2 separate regions of the Homo sapiens genome follow, and region 1 is linked to region 2. A link is an interaction called in ENCODE POLR2A ChIA-PET data of the cell type or tissue named here. Cell type or tissue: K562. All regions are shown on one strand. Each heading gives the region's core, and the rest is flanking DNA. Links, peaks and the distances in the headings are about the cores only.

Region 1 (5,378 bases), core at 200-5,199, 63 kb after region 2:
AAGACTCTGTCTCAAGTTTAAAAAAAAAAAAAATGATGAGCCGGCTGGGCTTTGGGAGGCCAAGGTAGGTGGATCACCTGAGGTCAGGAGTTCGAGACCAGCCTGGCCAACATGGTGAAACCCCATCTCTACTAAAAATACAAAAATTAGCCAGGTGTGGTGGCTGGTGCCTGTAATCCCAGCTACTCGGGAGGCTGAGGCAGAAGAATCGCTTGAACCTGGGAGGTGGAGGTTGTGGTGAGCCAAGATCACGCCATTGCACTCCAGCCTGGGTGACAAAATGAAGACTCTGTCTCAAAAAAAAAAAAAAAAAAAGTGATGGGCCTCTGGGATGATGGCCCCAACCATTGGGATCACACAGCCGCTGGGGAAATAAACCCCCAAAATGCTGTTTGAGCAAGATGGCCAAAAAATGGTACCCTTGCCGCCACACCCACTCTGCATCAGTCAATCCTGGCACTCAAGACCCAGAGAGGCTGCAAATGCTTCTCAATGGAGTGCCTGAGGGAGCCACCACCATGTTTGGGGATTGATGTGAAGGTAACACTTAGTGGGCATCCCCGTCTGGAAAAATAAGCGAAGCAGCTGAGCTTCACCACATATTAAAAAACCAGCCCTAACAGATATCTGGTGAAGATATCTTCACCACAGGCAAAATAGGAAAGTAAGAAAGAGGCAGGGGTGAGCAGAGACTGGCTCCTCTTCTTCCTGGGAACACAGCTACCCTACATTTCCCAGCCTCCCTTGTGGCCATTTGACTGGGCTCCAGCCAATGGAATGTGAGGAGAAGCCACGGGCCTCTTCCAGGCCTGGTGCGTAAGTCTACCCCACACAGTCCTTTGCGATTTTCCTCTCCCACTTTGGGAGCCAGTGGATGAAGAGGGTGGAACCATAGAATAGAAGGAACCCAGATACAGATCACTGTTCAGAGGAGAGCTGCCTGCCAGTCAGGAAGACCCATTTTGGACTTTATGTGAGCAAAAAATACCTTCTTTCCTTCCTTCCCTCCTTCCTTCCTTCCTTCTTTCTTTTCTCTCCTTCCTTCCTTCCTTTCTCTCTCTCTTTCTTTTCCTTCCTTTCTTCCTTCCTTTCTCCTTCCTTCCTTTCTCCCTTCCTTCCTTCCTTCCTTCCTTCCTTCCTTCCTTCCTTCCTTCCTTCCTTCCTTCCTTCCTCCCTTCCTTCTTTCGACTCACTATGTTGCCTAGGCTGGTTTCAAATTCCTGGGCTCGAGAGATCCTCCCACCTCAGCCTCCCAAAGTGCTGGGATTACAGGCGTGAACCACCATGCCTGGCCAAAAACTAGATTACTGTCATATTTGATCCATAGAGAGTTTTAGGTTTATTATAGCAGTTAGTGTTATCTTAACTAACGCAAGGTGGAAGGGTAGGACTTGCAGAGGCCCATGGCTGAGAGACCTTGATTAAGGTTGGAGGGGGAACAATATGGCAGTCTTAGACCCCAGGGGGAAAGTCCTCTCTTGTCCTGGGGTCCAGGAAAAAGAAGAGGACTGGGGGCAGAGTGGAGGCATAGGCCATCCCAGAGTGGGGAGGAGAAAGGGAAGAAGGAAAGGGGACCCCTGGGGAGGCTGAGGCACAGACTCTAGGAGGGACTCTGCAGCTCTTCTACTGGCACCTCCGGTCTCCTGAATGCCAACGCTGCTGACCACTCTCCTTCCTCTTCACCACCTCTCCACTTTGGCCCCCTTTTCCCTTCTGTATTTCCTCCCATTTTCTGCCAGTGGTAAGGAGGGCTTTACCACTTTTTTGGAGTAAGGTCAGAGAAGACCTTTAAGAAATGCCAGCTCACAGAGAGAAATAACATAAACTGGTTCAAATGTTAGCTGAAGAGAGGCAGCTGCCTTTCATATTTGTACCAACAAAGGTTAAGTAAATCAATCACCCTTCAGAGTTAGTTCTCAGGGGAGGGAAAGGAGGAGGAATTTGTGATCTGAGGCCAGCAGTCTTAGCTGAGAGTCTGGTGCATTTCAAGGGAGAGAAAACCTTTAGTTAAAAGCTATCTTAGTGGTAATCCAAAGGGAAATTGAGCCAAGTGAAGTGCAAAGTAATTTCTGACCTTGGGACAAAGGGAAGGCAAAACTACGCCAGCTCCCAGGCCTGAAGGGAACACTTAGTTGATTAATGCTGTGCCTGCAGGCTCTGTTCACTCTAATAAAATGATATTTAAAGGTGCAGGGTTTACCAAGCTGTGGTCTCTAAGGGAGCACAGAAGATTTCTAGAAAGGGTTCCAGGGCCTTCACGGTATGCTCCGTGCTTGCGCCCGCCACCCCTCTTGTCTGTAGACTGTCACTGGGTACAGTGACAGTCTGCAGTGCTGTTTTGATTCCTCAGAACCTTTTATGAAGGACAACTTCCAAAGAATTAGACCCTGGAGCTCCCTTAAATACAAGCCAATGAAAATGGCATTTTTTCCCCCTAGAAATGCTCTGACCTTAAAAGGAATATTGGAGGCAGGAGGAAACAGAGGAAGCAAGAAGAATTTCCTGGAAGGTAATTATTGTAATATAAGCATACTTCGGAGATATTGCAGGTTCCGTTCCAGACCACTGCAACAGTGAATATCTCAATCAAGTGAGTCACATGAATTTTTTGGTTCCCTAGTGCATATAAAAATTATGTCTATACTATACTAGGGTCTATTAAGTGTGCAATAGCATTATGTCTAAAAAACATTGTACATACCTTAATTTAAAAATGCTTTATTGATAAAAATGCTAATGAACATCTGAGGCTTCAGCAAGTCATAACCTTTTTGCAAGTGGAGGGTCTTGACTCATGTTGATGGCTGCTGACTGATCAGGGTGGTGGTCACTGAAGACTGAAGTGGCTGTGGCAATTTCTTAAAATAAGATGACAATGAAGTTTGCCACATTGATTGACTCTTCCTTTCATGAAAGATTTCTCTGTAGCATGTGATGCTGTTTGATAGCATTTTACCCAGAGTGGAACTTGTTTCAAAATTGGAGTCAATCTTCAGCTCTACTACTGCTTTATCAACTATGTTTATGTAATATTCTAAATCTTTTGTTGTCACTTCAACAATGTTCACAGCATCTTCACCAGGAGTAGATTTTATCTTAAGAAGCCACTTTCTTTGCTCATCCAGAAGCTACAACTCCTCATCATGAGATTTCAGCAGTTCAGTTCCATCTTCAGGCCCTATTTTTAGTTCTCTTTAGTTCTCTTGCTATTTCCACGACATCTGCAATGACTTCCTCAACTGAAGTCTTGAACCCCTCAAAGTAATCCATGAAGGTGAGAATAAACTTCTTCCAAATTCCTATTAATGTTGATATTTTGACCTTGATTGTTCTTAATGGCATCTAGAATGGTGAATCCCTTCCAGAAGGTTTTCAACTTACTTTGCCCAGATTCATCAGAGGAATCATTATCTATGGCAGCTATAGCCTTACAAAATGTATTTCTTACATCATAAGACTTGAAAGTTGAAATTATTCCTTAATCCATGGGCTTCAGAATGGATGTTGTGTTAGCAGGCATGAAAACATTCATCTCCTTGTGCGTCTCCATCAGAACTCTTGGGTGGCCAGGATTATTGTCAACGAGCAGTAATATTTTGAAAGGAATCTTTTTTTCTGAACAGTATGGCTCGATAGTGGACTTAAAATAGTTCATAAACCATATTGGAAACAGATGCGCTGTCATCCAGGCTTTGTTGCCCTATTTATAGAGCATAGGCAGAGTATATAGGGTCTCACTCTGCTGCCCAGGCTGGAGTGCAGTGGCAAAATCATAGTTCCCTACGGCCTTGAACCCTTGGTCCCAAGAAATCTTCCTGCTTTAGCCTCCAAAATAGCTGCAGCTACAGGTACACACCATCACACCTGGCTAATTTTTTTTTTTTTTAATTTTGTAGAGATGGGGTCTGGCTCTGTTGCCCAGGCTGGTCTTGAACACCTGGGCTCAAGTGATTCTCCCATCTCAGCTTCTCAAAGAGCTGGGATTACAGGCATGAGCCACTGCTCCTAGCCGCATAATTCCTTAGAGTTTTCAAAATGGTAAATGAGCATTGGCTACAACTTAAAGCCACCAGCTGCATTAGCCCCTAACATGAGAGTCAGCCTATCCTCTGAAACTTTGAAGCCAGGCATTGACTTCTCCTCTCTAGCTATGAAAGTCTTAGATGGCATTTTCTTCTTTAAAGAAGCCTGTTTTATCTACATTGAAAAGCTGTTGTTTAGTGTAGTCACCTTCATAAGTTACCTTAGCTAGATCTTCTAGATAACTTGCTGTAGTGTCTACATCAGCATTTGTTGCTGCACCTTGTACTTTTATGTTATGGAGATGACTTCTTTCCTTAAACCTAATGAACCAACATCTGCTAGCTTCTGCAGCTTCCTGACCTCTCTCAGCCTCTTCTATGGGATTGAAGAGAGTTAGGGCCTTGCTCTGAATTACGATTTGGCTCAAGGGAGTATTGTGGCTGGTTTGATCTATCCAGACCACTAAAACTTTCTATCAGGAGTAAGGCTGTTTTCTTTCTTATCATTCATGTGTTCACTGGAATAGCACTTTTAATTTTCTTCAAGAGCTTTTCCTTTGCATTCAAAACTTGGCTGTTTGGCACAAGAGGCCTAGCATTCAGCCTATCTCAGCTTTGGACATACCTTCCTCACTAAGCTTAACAGTTTCTAGCTTTTCATGTAAAGTGAGAGACATGACTCTTTCACTTGAACACTTAGAGGCTATCCTAAGTTTATTAATTGGCTTAATTTCAATGTTGTGTGTCTTAGGGAATAGGGAGGCCCAAGGAGAAGAAGAGAGATGGGGGAAAGCTGGTGGGAGCAGTCAGAACACACACATTTATCCATTGAGTTTGCCATCTTACGTGGGTGCGGTTCATGATACTACAAAACAATTACAGTAGTAGCATCAGAGATCACTGATCACAGGTCACCATAACAGGCATAATAATAATAAAAATGTTCGAAATAATATGAGAATTACCAAGATGTGACACAGAGACAGGAAGTGGCCACATGCTGTTGGAAAGATGGCACCAATAGATTTGTTTGACACAGGGTCGTCACCGACCTTCAAGTTTTTTAAAAAGTCATGTCTGCAAAGTGCAATAAAGGAAAGTACAATAAAATGAAGTATGACTGACTATAAAACTTCAGATCTAAAACTATCTGAGAACTGGTAGCAACAGTATAATGTAGAGGAAAAAGCATGAGTTCTGGAATCCTGGAGTTATGAATATATCTTTATTTCACCCTCCTTTAGGAAGAACAGATTTTTCTAGGTACACAATTTCAGGTTGAGAGGTTTGTTTTTTCTTTCTCTCAATATGGTTCCACTTCCTTCGAGCTTCCGTTATTACTCTTGGGGATTATAC
Region 2 (5,378 bases), core at 268-5,267:
TGACTCAAAGGTGCTATTTACCAAACACTCTCCCTACCCATTCCTGCCAGCTCTGCCTCCTTTTCAACTCTCCACATTTTGTATTGCCTTCCCAGACCTGCTTCCAGTCTTTATTGCTTTAAAGTTCACTTTGGGCCCACAGACCCAAGAGCTAATTTTCTGGTTTGTGGGTTGAAACAAAGCTGTGAATCACTGCAGGCTGTGTTCTTGCATCTTGTCTGCAAACAGGTCCCTGCCTTTTTAGAAGCAGCCTCATGGTCTCATGCTTAATCTTGTCTCTCTTCTCTTCTTTATGATGTTCACTTTAAAAACAACAAAACCCCTGAGCTGGACTGTTGAGCAGGCCTGTCTCTCCTATTAAGTAAAAATAAATAGTAGTAGTATGTTTGTAAGCTATTCTGACAGAAAAGACAAAGGTTACTAATTGTATGATAGTGTTTTTATATGGAAGAATGTACAGCTTATGGACAAATGTACACCTTTTTGTTACTTTAATAAAAATGTAGTAGGATAAACTTGTGTGGTGTAGAGAAGTTAAAATCCTCACGTTGTACATTTGTGTTTCCCTTTCAGATCCAAATCCTTTCTTTGTGTTTAATAGTATTTCTCCTCACTTGCACTCAGACAATCTATAGCATGTGGGTGGTATAAAAGAAAAATCTGGTTGTATGGCTGGGCCATTTCCAAGCATCCCCTCTTTCCTGGAAAGTAGCTCCTTACTTCCCTCCGTTTTGTTTGTTTGTTTGTTTGTTTTGAGACAGTTTTGTCACTCAGGCTGGAGTGCAGTGGTGCAATCTCAGCTCATTGCAACCTCTGCCTCCTGGGCTCAAATAATTCTCCCACCTCTGCCTCTTGAGTAGCTGAGATTGCAGGCATGTGCCATCAGGCCCAGCTGATTTTTGTATTTTTTGTAGGGACGGGGTTTTGCCATGTTGTCCAGGCTGGTCTCAAACTCCTAAGTTCAAGTGATCCCCCTGCCTCTGCCTCCGAAAGTGCTGGGATTACAGGCGTGAGCCACCGCGCCCAACCTACTTCCACCTTTAATGAGGATTCTAATTTCCCTGTGAAGATGCTAGAAGTAACAGGGTTCTAGTCTGAACATTCCCTAGTCTAGCCAGATCTCCATCTTATGCATCTTGTTTTTGATAGTCGTTCATTTCATTCATTCATTCATTCAGTCAGTTATTCATTTAGCAAGCATGTATTGTCAGTAAGTGCTAGGCACTGAACTTATTAAAAATCCTTGAGACACAGCCTGTCTCACAGACCAGGGTTTGGTAAGCAGCGGGTAATGAACTCCTTCCCAGGCTAAGGCAGGATTGTTGGCAATTCCCAGAAAAGGTGCTCTTGTCATCTCTGGGGCTGTCATTTGCTATCCACCATACTTGTCTTGTTAGACAAGAGCAGCTAGGCCTCAGGATCTATGCACTGGAGCTGAATGCCAATGCTACAGGTTAGCTAGAGAGCAGCTACTTCTGACAGCAAACACTGGAGTGAGAGCCAAAAGTTTGTTACCAATTTGTAACTCCCTTTGGTTACATGCAAGGAAATAACAGTTTTTATCTTCCCTGACTTTTGAGTTCTTTCCATGAGATTTTTGACACAAGCCCAGAGTTTCCCACTGAGGGCAAGTACATTCCCAGCCTGGTCTAGTTTTTTCTTGGCTGTAGGTGAGCTGTATTTATTTGTTTATTTATTTATTTCTTTTCTTTTCTTTTTTGAGACGTAGTCTCACTCGCTCTTGTCGTCCAGGCTGGAGTGCAGTAGTACGATCTTGGCTCACTGCAACCTCCGCCTTCCGGGTTCAAGTGATTCTCCTGCCTCAGCCTCTGGAGTAGCTGGGATTACAGATGCCTGCCACCATGCCTGGCTAATTTTTGTACTTTTAGTAGAGACGGGGTTTCACCATGTTAGCCAGGATGGTCTCGAACTCCTGACCTGAGGTGATCCACCCTCCTCGGCCTCCCAAAGTGCTGGGATTACAGGTGTGAGCCACCGCAGCTGGCGGTGACCTGTATTTAAACTAAACTTTACACATGTTGCTTCATATACAGTGACAACTCCCCCAACTTCATTTCTTACCTCCATGACCTTTATCAACAAACATACAGTTTTCCCTAGATGTGCTATGTTGGAAGTAGCCCAGGGAGGCTGTGTGTGCTATGCCTGTGTTGAGTGAGGAGGGTAGGGGAGCCAGGGATGGGGTTAGGGAAGGCCAGGTCATCTGTATCATAAATAGAATTTGGTTAAGACTCATTGTATCAAGGGGTTGTTACTGAAAGGAGTAGTCCCATTTTTATTTGTAGCTTCTGAAATAAATGTCCTAGACACTTGTTTAAAAAGACCTACTTTTTTGGATGTAAGGACAGGGTTAGTTAGGGTTGAGGAATTTTTGCCCACCCTCTTTTGAGTGTATGGTACAAAGTCAGCATCTATCTTCCTGATTCCTAAAAGGCCTAGCTCATGAAGGATATTTCCTTGTTTAGTGGAAAGCCTGAAATTCGGGGAAGGTTGTCTGGAGACTGAGGGGACCCTTCACCCACGTGTGTCTTCAAGTCAGGGAAGCCACAGCATGGCAGATTCACCTCAGGGCCACTCTCGGCTGTTGGTAAACTAGTAGTCCCTCAATTTACATGAGAGGGTTCTGTGGTCAAGCAATGTGTTTTCTTTTTTGATATGAACCAATTTCAGTAGAACTGGAGCATACCCATTGGCTACCTGGGGTTACAGGGGCTCTGGCCTGAAATTGCTTGAAGAGTTGCAGTTGGTGGCTTTCATGTGTTCAGGGACTAGGCATTGGTTGGTCTGTTCTGCTTCCATCTTCTCCACTTGGTAAGCAGTGCCAGCCTGGGAGACCTGTGGTCAGTCAGCTGTTTTTGAATGATAATGCACCTCCCCAGAGAGTGTAGACAAGGCTCTGCATGCTGCAGATTAAGAGCCCATCCTGGATCCTGATAAGGAGTTCTGGGTGGAGGAGTCCTTGGTGCTGCAACAAACAAGTCCCAGGAGGAAGAAACCCACTTCTGTAGGCCTGACTCCTGTAAGGAGCCTTTGGTAAGGAAGGTGAGGACTCAGGTGTCCTGGCTTCCAGGCCAACACAGCATCCCTGGCCCAACAAAGATTGGTGCAACAGAAAGAGTTCTGGACTGGGAGGAAGAATGTATGGGTTGTGGTCCTGGTACTTCTTAACTAGCCATGTGAGTCTGGACAAGCTCCTCAGCTTTTCTGTCTTAAAAATTAGGGAGTTGGCTGGGTGCAGTGGCTCATGCCTGTAATCCCAGCACTTTGGGAGGCCGAGGCAGATGGATCACTTGAGGCCAAGAGCTCAAGACCAGCCTGGCCAACATGGTGAAACCCTGTCTCTACTAAAAATACAAAAATTAGTCAGGTGTAGTGGTGCGTGCCTGTAGTCCCAGCTACTTGGGAGGCTGAGGCAACAGAATCACTTGAACCCGGGAGGCAGAGGTTGTAGTAGCCGAGATTGAGCCACTGCACTGTAGCCTGGGCGACAAAGCAAGACTCCGTCTTAAAAAACAAAAAAAAAAAACTGGGAATGGTGGCTCATGCCTGTAATCTCAGCATTTTGGGAGGCTGAGGTGGGCGAATCACGAGGTCAGGAGTTCGAGACCAGCCCGGCCAACATGGTGAAACCCCGTCTCTACTAAAAATACAAAAAATTAGCTGGGCATAGTGGCGGGTGCATGTAATCCCAGCTACTTGAGGCAGGAGAATCACTTGAACCCGGGAGGCCAAGGTTGCAGTAAGCCAAGATTGCGCCACTGCACTCACTCCAGCCCGGGCAACAGAGTGAGACGCCGTTTAAAAAAAAAAAAAAAAAAAAAAATTAGAGTTTTGGATTAAATGACCTACGTTCTTTTCTTTGGCTATTTATTTATTTATTTATTTATTGAGACAAGGTTGCACTCTGTTGCTCAGGCTGTAGTATAGTGGTATGATCACAGCTCACTGCGGCCTTCATCTCCGAGGCTCAGGTGATCCCCCTGCCTCAGCTTCCCAAGTAGCTGGGACTACAGGTGTGAGCCACCTCTCCTGGCTAATTTTTTGTTATTTTTTTTAGAGATGGGGTCTTGCTATGTTGCCTGGGCTGGTCTCAAACTCCTGGCGTCAAGTAATCCTCCTGTCTTAGCCTCCCAAACTGCTGGGATTACGGTTCTTGCCCAGCCTTTTTCAGCTTTTGATTCTAAATCATCCATCCCCATTATACTGCCAATCACTGGGGGGGCAAATTAGCACCATTATTATCATTATTTTCAATTAGTTGAACTGAAAGGTAAGGTAATTTGGGCTGAGAAGTACAGTAATTAATAATCTTTTGCTTGGGTCAGACTCCTGCCTGTTAAGGTTTCAGTTTGCAAACACTGTGAAGCAGTACTACAAAGAGGTTAGGAGCTCAGGCTCTGGTGTTAGGCTCCCTAGGGAGGTTTAATCTCAGCTCTACCACCCACCTATCCACTGTGCAACCTGGTGGCTAGTGACTTTAGCCAAGCCTCAATTTCCCCCTTTGTAAAATGGAATGAAGAATATAACCAACTTAAAAATGTTGTTACGAAGATTAAATGAGAGCCATAATCTACTTATAATTGTCCTGGCACAGGTAAGTACTCGATAAAAAGAGAATACTTGTTCTTTCTTTCTTTTTCTTTTCTTTTCTTTTTTTTTTTTTTGAAACAGAGTTTCGTTCTTGTTGCTCAGGCTGGAGTGCAGTGGCATGATCTCTGGTCACTGCAACCTCTGCCACCTCGGTTCAAGAGATTCTCCTGCCTCACATGGGCAAGGACTTCATGACCAAAACACAAAAAGCAATGGCAACAAAAACCAAAATAGACAAATGGGATCTAATTAAACTAAAGAGCTTCTGCACAGCGAAAGAAACTACCATCAGAGTGAACAGGCAACCTACAGAATGGGAGAAAATTTTTGCAATCTACTCATGTGACAAAGGGCTAATATCCAGAATCTACAAAGAACTCAAACAAATTTACAAGAAAAAACCCCATCAAAAAGTGGGCAAAGGATATGAACAGACACGTCTCAAAAGAAGACATTTATGCAGCCAACAGACACATAAAAAAATGCTCATTATCACTGGTCATCAGAGAAATGGAAATCAAAACCACAATGAGATACCATCTCATGCCAGTTAGAATGGCAATCATAAAGTCAGGAAACAACAGATGCTGGAGAGGATGTGGAGAAATAGGAATGCTTTTGCACTGTTGGTGGGAGTGTAAATTAGTTCAACCATTGTGGAAGACAGTGTGGCGATTCCTCAAGGATCTAGAACTAGAATTACCATTTGACCCAGCAATCCCACTACTGGGTATATACCCAAAGGATTATAAATCATGCTACTATAA

Evidence for each region. ChIA-PET counts read pairs that join two places held together with the same protein. Peaks named below come from ENCODE experiments on the same cell type or tissue, not always from the same donor. Only the 100,000 strongest peaks of a DNase experiment are listed, where the experiment ranks them.
Region 1: POLR2A ChIA-PET joins it to region 2 with 5 read pairs; 8 of 35 experiments call an interaction of 5 or more read pairs at or near these places.

Annotation. Positions count from the first base shown.
Region 1 is chr1:203,372,140-203,377,517 of GRCh38, forward strand. It overlaps LOC102723529 (a long non-coding RNA gene), which reads left to right and starts at 844. Exons shown (of 7, transcript XR_922438.3): 1 at 844-973; 2 at 2,439-2,590; 3 at 3,071-3,274. In K562, for the core only: no CTCF peak of the experiment used is centred there; no DNase peak of the experiment used is centred there; H3K27me3 peaks cover 584 bases.
Region 2 is chr1:203,309,088-203,314,465 of GRCh38, forward strand. BTG2 (BTG anti-proliferation factor 2) reads left to right here. Exons shown (of 2, transcript NM_006763.3): 2 at 1-515. Among named protein-coding and RNA genes, the nearest start is that of BTG2, 6.3 kb to the left of the region's middle. RefSeq lists a cis regulatory region at 2,598-3,193. In K562, for the core only: no CTCF peak of the experiment used is centred there; a DNase peak (open chromatin) is centred at 2,914.